2 separate regions of the Homo sapiens genome follow, and region 1 is linked to region 2. A link is a loop called in an ENCODE intact Hi-C map of the cell type or tissue named here. Cell type or tissue: IMR-90. All regions are shown on one strand. Links, peaks and the distances in the headings refer to the core of each region. The heading gives the core; the rest is flanking DNA.

What was found. A loop is a pair of places that touch in the nucleus more often than their neighbours do. Peaks named below come from ENCODE experiments on the same cell type or tissue, not always from the same donor. Only the 100,000 strongest peaks of a DNase experiment are listed, where the experiment ranks them.
Region 1: a loop joins it to region 2, with 7 times the contacts of the local background. A loop is called at or near these places in 16 of 110 quality-filtered maps.

Annotation. Positions count from the first base shown.
Region 1 is chr3:65,886,705-65,892,076 of GRCh38, reverse strand. All of the region lies in intron 1 of MAGI1 (membrane associated guanylate kinase, WW and PDZ domain containing 1), which reads left to right. All of the region lies in intron 2 of MAGI1-IT1 (MAGI1 intronic transcript 1), which reads left to right. Among named protein-coding and RNA genes, the nearest start is that of MAGI1-AS1, 4.4 kb to the left of the region's middle. In IMR-90, for the core only: no CTCF peak of the experiment used is centred there; a DNase peak (open chromatin) is centred at 2,536; H3K4me3 peaks cover 292 bases; H3K27ac peaks cover 400 bases.
Region 2 is chr3:66,034,702-66,040,073 of GRCh38, reverse strand. MAGI1 (membrane associated guanylate kinase, WW and PDZ domain containing 1) reads left to right here and starts at 1,156. Exons shown (of 23, transcript NM_001033057.2): 1 at 1,156-2,078. The coding sequence starts at 1,766. It overlaps LOC105377128 (a long non-coding RNA gene), which reads right to left and starts at 1,121. Exons shown (of 2, transcript XR_001740440.2): 1 at 876-1,121; 2 at 1-22. RefSeq lists a silencer at 1,069-1,188 and enhancers at 2,141-2,968, 2,969-3,796, 3,797-4,626. In IMR-90, for the core only: a CTCF peak has its summit at 2,669; DNase peaks (open chromatin) are centred at 783, 1,123 and 2,663; H3K4me3 peaks cover 3,904 bases; H3K27ac peaks cover 2,140 bases.

The DNA of each region.
Region 1 (5,372 bases), core at 255-5,254, 150 kb after region 2:
TAATGAGTATCTATAATGAGTTTTCTGTATAAAGTATCTATTTAGAACAATATGGGAGGGGGTGTATCTCATTGTCCAGCATAATCCTATAATAACTGGTTACTTGTCACAAATTTGAATTGGAGCAACACGGGTATATATATATATATATATATATATATATATATATATATATATATATATATATATATTATACTTTAAGTTCTAGGGTACATTTGCACAATGTGCAGGTTTGTTACGTATGTATACATGTGCCATGTTGGTGTGCTGCACCCATTAACTCATCATTTACATTAGGTATATCTCCTAAAGCTATCCCTCCCCCTCCCCCCACCCCACAACAGGCCCCAGACAACAGGGGTTTGTATCCCAGTCTTCCAACACCTTAGGGCTATTGTCATGCATGTTGCTTGTCAAGTATTTTGCTGAATACTTTGGAGTATGGTTGCTTTTGTCACCCTTGGTTATATTGTGTATCACGTTGACTCCTGCAAAATAGTGGGGAAAAGTAACCTTGGTAATGTATAATTAACTTATGAAGTAGAAAATACTTCTGTCCCTTAATCTAACATTTTAGTTTGTTGGGGCTTATTGTGCTAGCAGCCCAGGCTTCTCTTCCCGTTGTGCTTTAAGGGTTTTATTGATGGTGCTTACCTAAGTCCTAGTTCAGTGATTGGTCAGTGATGGGTGGTAGCGCCTGGCATATTACCAGATTTGTAATAGGTGCTCAGTAAATGACTTCTTACCATTACAGTTATCTGTCTCATTCTTTAAAGAGCAAGTAGTTGTCCATGTTACAAACCCATTAGAATAGTTTTTTTCTTCTTGTTATTGGTTTCTTTCTTTCCTTTTTTTTTTTTTGTGTGTGTTTTTCTGTGACAGGGGCTCACTCAGTCGCCCAGGCTGAAGTGTAATGGCGCACTGCATCCTCTGCCTCCTGAGCTCAAGCTATCCTCCCACCTCAGCCTCCCAAGTAGCTAGGACTACAGGTGCATGCCACCGTGCCTGGCTAATTTTTGTAATTTTTGTAGAGATGGGGTTTTGCCGTGTTGCCCAGACTGGTCTTGAACTCCTGGCCTCAAGCAATCCTCCTGCCTGTCAGCCTTCACAAAGTGCTAGGATTAGAGGTGTGAACCACTGCCCAGGCTGGAATAGGTTTTGTTGTCTAAACAAACGAGGCGATACATTTTATTTTTGTTTTTCTTTCCAAGTTAATGTTTTGTGCTGTTCCAGCTGTCTATTGACAAGTACAATAGGAGGAGTTCAATCAATGTAGCTTATTGGGATAGTTCTAAAATTGGAATCTGGGTTGCCATTCCAGCTGTATGACTGGCCTTGGGCAAGATCCTTCAACCATAGTGGTTCTCAACTTGTACCTCTTATAAATGGATGGGCTGATATTTTGTGACTTGTTCAACTCCTGAGTTTTTGGCTATGTGAATCTGCTCGTTCTTTTAAAGAAGTGTTTGCGTTGGATGTGGTGTTAAAGTTGGAATGTTCTTGCAAGTCCTTTGGGAAATTTTGGTCCTTGGATCTGTGCTGGGCCTTGTTCAGACATGAAATGAGAAAAATATTGTTGAATTTTATAAAGCTTAATGTTTTGAAGTTGGATGCACAAGAACATGTTTCTGACCTCCTCGGTGTGTGTGTGTGCCTGTGTGTGAGTTGGGAAGGCATATGATGAGTTTTTTTGTTTGTTTGTTTTTTGTTTTGAGACGGAGTCTCGCTCTGTCGCCCAGGCTGAAGTGCAGTGGCGCTATCTCTGCTCACTGCAAGCTCCGCCTCCTGGGTTGACGCCATTCTCCTGCCTCAGCCTCCCGAGTAGCTGGGACTGCAGGCGCCCGCCACCACGCCCGGCTAATTTTTTTGTATTTTTAGTAGAGACGGGGTTTCACTGTGTTAGCCAGGATGGTCTCGATCTCCTGACCTCGTGATCCGTCCACTCGGCCTCCCAAAGTGCCGGGATTACAGGCGTGAGCCACCGCGACTGGCCGGCATATCATGAGTTTTTAATGTCATCTGGAGCTAAAAACTGGTTGCCCACTTTTATTTTTTTCTGTGAACAGCATGAGGTAGACATTAAGATAACAATCTGTTGAAAGGCACAAAGCTTGCTTGTGTGCTTTGGCTTTTATAAGGAACACTGCAGTGACCATCTTCATACATGTGGCAGCATCCTCATGCTTCTCTGTTGTGAACACATACCAATACATTTCTGTATATACCAGTACATTCTGCTTATCTTTTTGGTGTTGGCTCAGGTGGCTCCCCCTCCAGGAAGCCTTACCTGACAACCCCCCATGCCCCCATACTATGAGTGTAAATTTTCTCAATATAGTAGCTCTCAATAGATGGTAACTGACATTATTATTTTCCTTATTAGTACAGATTCTTTCACTGTTGTGTTACTTACTGTTATGTTAAGGCCTCCCAAGTTAAACTCCTGTGTTGCACTGACTTTGGAATGCAGACTACTGTTTCTGGCAGCAGCTTTTAGGCGAGTATTTCTCCCCTGCCTCACAGATGTTCAAAAGTTGGTTGGCATGAGCTTAGAATTTTTTGAACGTCACCAGTGGTATTCAAGAATAGTCATTACTATGACTCATGATGTAGCTGAATAGAGGAGAGAACAGAGAATCATGACTCTGTACTGAAAATGTTGAGTGTGTCGCTAAGCCCAGAAGAGAAAAGTCTGTGCAGATACAAAATATGTAGCAGCAACTGGTCTTCTAAAAAGACAGAAACAGAAGGGGTTCTTGCCTTTTTAAAGTGATGGATCTTTCCCATCTCCTTGCCCACATTCTCTCCTACATATCAGATGATTACTTTCTTTGCTTATTTAATTCAGCCATCTCACTCTGACCCATGGACATTATATCAGCCAGGTCAACTGAAGGATCACTCTGGATTAGTGTGGTGGTTTCAGTCTTTTAGAGGCTATGCTTCAGAAAGTTTCACAGATGCTTACTTAATATTAGTTGTACTTTTAGCGTCTCTTGGTTTTGGAAAACTGCTATGAATCTGATAATGAATAGTACTAGCCTATAGAGGTCATTATACATTATATCTTTGTAATATTATATTTGTTACATATGTATACATACACACATATATAAATATATACATAAACATACACACATATATGGCATCTGTATATTATAGAAAATACTTTTACTCACATTTTTTTAGCGCACAGATAATTTCTGGTGTACCTGTAGAATCCCAAACCCCTTGGAATAACCATTTTCCATCTGTCAGATTTTGTGGTTCATAGTTTTTGGGAGCATTGAATTGGAAGGTCTTGGGCATCCTGGCCAGTCTTCTGGCTTTTTTCTTTTTTTTAGAAAGGAGAAATTAAAGCTTTTAGTTCTTTAAACTCAGTATTTCATTTTTGAGTGTTTAAAAAAAATCTTAAAGATTCTTAAATGTGTATGTACTTGTGTATATGTGTGTGTTTAAGACTTGTGAATCCAGTTGCTAGTTTTAATTCTAAATCTCCTTTCATTTCTAATGTCATTAAAAATTTTATCCCATTTACTACTTGTATAATTTTATTTTCTTAACATCTGCCAGTGGTAACTTGCAATGTATTCCAACATGTTTTTCTTCTTAACGTAGCCTCATAGGAATTCTTTTGGACATAAAGGTTTATAATGGGCCTCTTGAATACTTTGGTTGCCAATGCTAGACATATACTAATTCCCTGCTCAGTACTTCCCTTGGCTCTGACTCTGAAGATGAAAGACATAGTCTTCCTTTCTCAACCTCTCCTTGACTATTCTTGTGCTTTTGTAAAGTTATTGAGATGGGTTCTGATGCTTCATATGGCTTCTTAGATTTTAAGTCCTGTCACCATTAGGAAAAATCTGTTCTAGGAATGTTTGAAGTTCAGGGCCTTCACACACAATTATGTAGCAGCTTTCTTACCATCAGGTTGGATAGTGGGAATTGTTTTCACAGTAGAGAGAAGGTAATTTCGCTAATCAACTGGGCACCTTTTATAAAGATTGGGTTTTGCTGATCTCAAAAAATCTTAGTTTGGTGATAGGTTCTTTATGAAACACAGAATATACCATATTGAACTAATATCAACTTGAATGATACAGTCAGTTATTGAGAGTGTAATATACAGGTTCTAATAGTTGCTAACGATGAATATGATGTTAATGTTTGTTTTATGTGCATGATCATTTAGGATACTGTATCTATGCTGTTCTCTTGTGTGGAAATAAATTCAATGAATAATAGGTCACTCAGTAAGTGAGATAATGGGCAATGTACCATATCCTCATGTGGTCTTGAAAGCTTTAAGACATTGATCGAAGCTCAAAGATGAACTGACTTACTATCCAAATTGAAAACACTGTGCCTTAGATAATAGTGGTGTCCTATGATTGTGAGCTTATTAACGTCCTAACCAGACATAGAATTTTTATTTTTCTGTCTCTTTAGTTTTTCATGAGTTTTATGTTTACTGTCTCTGTCTAAGAGAAATTGTGGTATTTGGTAAAGGTAAGGAAGTTAAAGAAATAGATACAGGTTTTATGGTATGTTATAGTTTTTTTTAATGCACAGTAGAAGTTACAGGTTTATGAATTTACATCCCAGAATTCAGAAGGCTGTGGTTTTATTTGTAGATAGAAATCTTATTTCCCCCTCTTGCCCCTGCCCTTTTTTTTTTTTTTTTCTGGTATCAGTCTGCTGTACAGAGTTCTAATATGTGCTTTATTTTTGTAGTTTTTGTGTATTACTAAAGTAATACATGTTTGTGGCAAAAATTCAAATAAAACACAGGAATATAAAGTAGAAAACTAAATTTTTCCTGTTATCTCCTTCTGTTCTCAACCTAAAATTCTAATCCTCCAGAGGCAACCAGTTTGGGATATATTTTTTCAATTTTTCTATACAGATAAAAATATGCATATGATCTTTGGAATCTTTTTTTGAGATGGCATACATACTTATTTTACTCATGTCTGAGAATCTTGGTTTCAACTTAGACTATTCTTAATCAGTATTTTATATTTATTTTAAGTGCACCTTGTATTTTATGAGTTTGCACAGAAGCCTTTGACATTAACTAGGTACTTTATTTTCTTAAATTATTAAGAAATGACAGTGGTGTATACCCATTCTGAAATGTTTTTTGGAGAAGAGATGTGTAGGATCAGGTAGGAGAAATTAATAGTTTACTGGTTCAATACTGGTTATTTTGTTCAAGCTTTCTGTGTATCAGCCAACATATAGGTTTGGCTGCATTAGCAGTTACCTCAAATCACAGTGGCTTCAATATAGTAGAAGTTCATTTCTACCTTATGTAACGGTCTAGCCATGTAACAGTCCTACGCTACTGTGATTCTGCAAGGTTGGGG
Region 2 (5,372 bases), core at 218-5,217:
CCCTCATTTCTTGGAATCTCTCCTGTGACCAAAGATGAACAAAATTATACATCACTAAAGAGGAAAACAAACTGCTGGGGAGACTACTCAGCAGCCTGATTTGAGGAGTATTTGGGAAGGGCAGCCTTCCTGTGGTATGGGAGTCTTTCTGTCCGCCACCTCGCCGGGACAGAAGTCACTCCATCCGCACCCCCGGGCGACCTCCGGAGGCCGCAGCTACCCCCGGGCTGCGAATTCCGAGTTCTCTCACGCCCCCGCGGGCGCCAGGACGCAGGGCATGTCCGCGCCCGGCGGGGATCCTTATCTCCTGGCCCCGGAGTAGGTCCGCAGGCTTCTCGGCCCTGCCAGGAACTTGAGGCCGGGGCAGATGATTGACTGGGTCCAGCAGTCTCTGCTGGCAGGGCAGTTGAAAAGCTAGAGGGATCTCTTTTTTGGTTGAATACCTGAACCCACACTAGCACCATGGCTTCTCTCTCTTGCCTGTAGTTTCCCGTGTCCTAAAAAGTTGGTCCCAAAGTTTAAGGATGCGGGTGTGTGTAAGAGCGCGTGTGACCCGCACAGGGATCCCAGTTGGGGAACCGGAGGATCCCACCGTCCCCCTCCCCCGGGTCGCAGAGACCCTGGCAGACCCCGCGCCAGGACCCGAACCCGCAAGCGCAGGGCAGGCAGGGAGGCGGCGAGCGCCCCGGGGCGGGTCTCGGGGGTTTCAGTGGGACCTGCGGCAAGGGGGGCGGCGAACCAGCCGGGCTGGGTGACCGACAGCCTGGCCAGCCACTGGCCGAGGGCGGTTAGGAGGCTTAGGGCCGGCGCGAGTGCGTGCGCGTGTGCGTGAGTGTGAGCGCCAGGGTGAGTGTGGCAGCCTCCCCAACCCCCACCTGTTTGAAATGGTTTTCAAATGCCAAAGCCAGATTGCCCGGGTTTCAAAAGTTGCAAACAGTTGGAGTAAAACACGTGTGCGGCCCTCCAGCCCCAAAGGAATCCGCGGAGTCCAGGGCACTGAAAGAAAAGGAGAGAGGATAGGGGTTCAGGAAGGGTTGGGGGGGAGTTGCCTTCTCCCGGCAGGTCGGTTTTAGGACCCATCGGGAAGCACGTTGGAATCTCTCCCTTCGGGGAGGAGGGGAGGGGTGGGCCGGCCGGCTGGCGGCCGCGGGGCGCATGCGCGCGCGTCTCCTGTCGCCGGCCGCTGCGCTCCGCGGCGCGGAATAGAATGAACTGTAACAAAACAAGCCGAGCCTTTGTATCTGCTTAAAGGGGCCGCGAGCACTTACCTCCCGCCCTGCTCCCCGCCGCCCCGCCACCGCGTCTTCAGGGCTCCCGGCAACTGGCTGGAAGGGCTTCCCTCACCCTCAGTAACAGCCTGCCAGCGAGGAGAGGCGAGCCGGGCGGGAGGCAAAGAGGAGGCACCGCATTTGTAAAAGGCAAGAGAGAAAGGAAGGAAGGAAAAAAAAATAACCCGAGCGGCGCAGAGTGGACTCTGGTCCGGGAGAGCACGGGCGGGCGCCGGAACGTGGACCCAGAGGCACCGGAATGCAAACAAAGCTCGCGGGCGCCTGTGCGGGGCTCGCGGGGAAGCCCAGAAAGTTTGTTTTATGATGGCTTGAGTGCGCGAGCGTGTGCAGGGGAGCGAGGCTGCCAAGTTTCTCTCTCCTGTTTTGTGATTTGGGGAGAGATGTTTCTCCCATGAACAAGCGGAGGCTTGGGGGCTCGTGCTGTGGGGGGCACCTGTCTCTCGTTTTATTTTTTTGGAGGAGGGGTGTAACTCATCATGTCCAAAGTGATCCAGAAGAAGAACCACTGGACTAGCAGGGTTCACGAATGCACCGTGAAGCGGGGACCCCAGGGCGAGCTGGGGGTGACGGTGCTGGGAGGCGCGGAGCACGGGGAGTTTCCGTACGTCGGAGCGGTGGCGGCGGTCGAGGCAGCGGGGCTTCCCGGCGGCGGCGAGGGCCCGAGGCTGGGCGAAGGGGAGCTGCTTCTGGAGGTGCAGGGGGTCCGGGTGTCCGGCTTGCCCCGCTATGACGTGCTGGGGGTCATCGACAGCTGCAAGGAGGCCGTCACCTTCAAGGCCGTCAGACAAGGTAAGGCAGGGCGCGCCTTTGGGGGGCGCCCCGAGAAAAGGAGGGTGGTCTGTGGGCTGCCCCTTATTCTCGATTTCCTGCTTCCCTCCTCGGAGCGCAGTGAAGAGAAGTTGAGGCCGTGCGCCCTGTGGTGGCGGTGAAATACACAAAGTTGTTGCGAGGTTGAGGGTTGTTTGCCCACCTGCGTTTCGAAGAGGGGGCTGGGTTTGCGCAAGGTAGCGGGGGGACGTTTCTCAGGCCTGGCTGGCCAACCTGTTATCTCCGCCACTAAGTGCAGCGCAGTCTCGCCTGCACCCGAGAGAGAGTTGGGGAACTGAGTCAGGGGCATGGTGGACGCTGTCCTGGCTCCTTGGGGGAGGGATGCAGCTGGCGTTCTTTGGCCACGAGTCAGTTTCCATACCTGCTGAGTGGGTATACAGAAAGAGAGGGTCTGTAGTTTATTGGACCTCCCCCATCAGAAAATCTGCTTCACCCCGCGACCCCTCCAGGTGAGCTAGGACACCACTGCCTGGCGGTTCCTGAGCCCGCCGCCAGAAGAGCCTGCATTCACCCCTCAGCCGGATGACGCATGTGTCTCCACCGTGTGGCTCAGCCATACACTTGGGAGGGGGAGAGGGGGAAGGGGTGCTTGCTTTTAGCTCGAATCGGGTCCAAGTTTACCCTCCCACCACCACCATCATCGTCATTATTGATGATGAAAATGAAGCTACTATTCATTGTTGGTTTACTACATGCCCGGCTCTGTGTAAAATACTTTACTTGCACTATCTCACTCCGATTCACAACAGTTCTAAGAACGAGTTGTTCTTATTTATATACCCCAAATTAGAGATAAGGAAACTGGGATTGATACTGGTTAAGTGACTTGCTCAAGGTCACACAGTTGCCAAAAGCGAGGGTTTGAGCCCTTGCTGCAGAGCCTTAAGTATGGAGGAGGAAGGAGTGGGGGGATGACCCTACCGCACTGAAGGGGCTGATTCCTGAGGAGGGAGTGGAAGCAAATTCCTCTCTCAGAAATCTGTAGAGGCCTTTTAAAAGATGCATTTGCTGGCTGCTGGTGATGTAGGTCCCTTACATCTCACTTTGGTACAGACAAGGGGCTGTCCTCATGTCAACCCAATGGAGACCAGCTGAGGCCCTTAAAGGGCTCCCTTGTGCAAGCAAGTGCCATGACGCAGGTTCTCCCCAGTGAAAGCACCGAAGGAAGTCGTGAAGTTGAACATGGTGAAAAGTTCCCATGTGTTTCCATAAGGACAGGCAGCAGCTGGAGGAATGTGTCAAAGGAAGGGCTGGGCCTAGCTGGTCCTCTCTTGGAAACAGGCGTGCTCCAGATGAAATGGAGGAGGGGGCGGCCGACTCGCCTGGCCTTTTAGCAGCTTTGGGAGCTGAGGAGCTGACACTTAGCTATGGAAAGCTCCTTGTATTTATGACTTCATTCTCCACTGGGATACCTCCTCCAAGAAGCCCTCCAGAATCCTGCTAGGATGCACAAATTCTTCCTCCTTTGGGCTCCTTTAATGTCTACTTTGTGGCTTTTTTACTTACTCTGAACTCTGAGTTAGGTCCTCATTTCCATACAAGGTAGTGAGCTCATTAAAGGGAGAGATTGTGCCTCATTCCTGGCATACCTCTCCAGGTTTTGCTTGAGGTTCAAAACCTTTCCTGGCCTGACAATGCGTCTTCCTCACACTGGCTTTCCTGTGGGTATTACATAAGCTAACACGTGGAAAGTGCACCCAACAGTGCCTGTACATAGTAAGTGCTCCATAAAGATTAGCTATTTATGTTTGAATTGATTTTAGCAGCTATTTATTTCTGAAACTAGTTTTTAGTGTCAGGAACCTGGATAATTATGACTTGATAGGGCTGTAGAGAAAATACTGTGTGAAGGCATAGGATGGGAGCAGCTGCAGGTCTCAGTTCAGGACCATTTTGGAGAAAGGGTGGAGGAAGGACAGGCAAGGGTACCTGCCCAACTAGGGGGATGCCTCGCAGTGTCTAACGGGTCCTGAATAGGGGCTGGCTTGCAGTGTTTGCAGTGTGCAAGATGCTGCATGGGCTTGTGTCTCTTCCTTCCACTAGTTGCCAAATTTCTGGGAGGCGATGTCCCAGGGCTCTCTCATCATGGAGTTTAGGAAGGCTTGGTGAGATAATCAAGTGGGTTTGGAAACAGACACCTCTGAGTTGAAAGGAAACTGTAGTGTCTCCAGGTGTTAGCTCTCTTCACCCCTTGTGCACAGATTGTTCACAGCAGGGGCGAGTGTGTGGGTATGTTTCTGTGTGTGTGTGTATATGTATGTATGGATGGATGTACGTGAATCTACTTGTAATGGGATAGAAATATGATACTGATTGGGAAACCTGAATGGCCTGGAATTCATTGCAGTCTGAAAGTGACTATTTCATGTAATAATTACACAGGCACAGTTGGATCTTCTGACGTCTTCATTACCAGTAATGATGGCCCTAGAAACCATTTCACCAGTTTTCTGCTCCCTCTTCCATGTTGAGAATATGATTTAGATTGTATGACAGAATTGCTCTTAATGTGTCTTCATTACTGTGCCTTTTAAAGTCATATCAAGCAGGCTCATACTTGGTATATGGTAAAGAAAAATACTACTTTTGTGTTGTTTGCATCCCAAGTTAGCCACTTCCAGGGACACAGATCACTCTGGATACTGTCTACATGGTGGGAGAAAATTCTGTTTTTCTACTTCATGGCAGTTCTCTGGAAAGATACATGGACCAAAACTGTCTGTGACAGGACTGGATTGTGCAGGAATCAAACTCAATGGATCTGCCAGGTTGGACTTGGTTCATTTTAAATGGAGAAGACAGTCCTTTGTCAGGTTGGAGTTGGTTCATTTTAAGTGGGGAAGACAGTACTTTGTCATAAAATGCCTTTACAAAGTTATATATAATTATGTGTATTCAGGTATCATTTACCTATAGTAAAATGCATATCTTAGATATATAATTTGATGAGTTTTAAGCGATGTATGCACTCATGTTAATCACTCAAATGAAGATAGAGAACATTTTCATCACCCCAGAAATTTTTCTCATGTTCCTGTCCAGTTAATTCCCCCCTCCCCCTGCACCATAGATCTACCATAGAATAATTTTGTCTTCAACTTCATAAAAATGAACTAATGCAGTATGTACTCTTTTGTGTTTGGCTTTTGTTACTCAACAAAATATTTTGGAGATTTCGTTTTGTTGCATGTGTACTTCATTTGGTTCTTTTTTTATTGCTAAGTAATATTCCATTGTATACACATACCAGTTTGT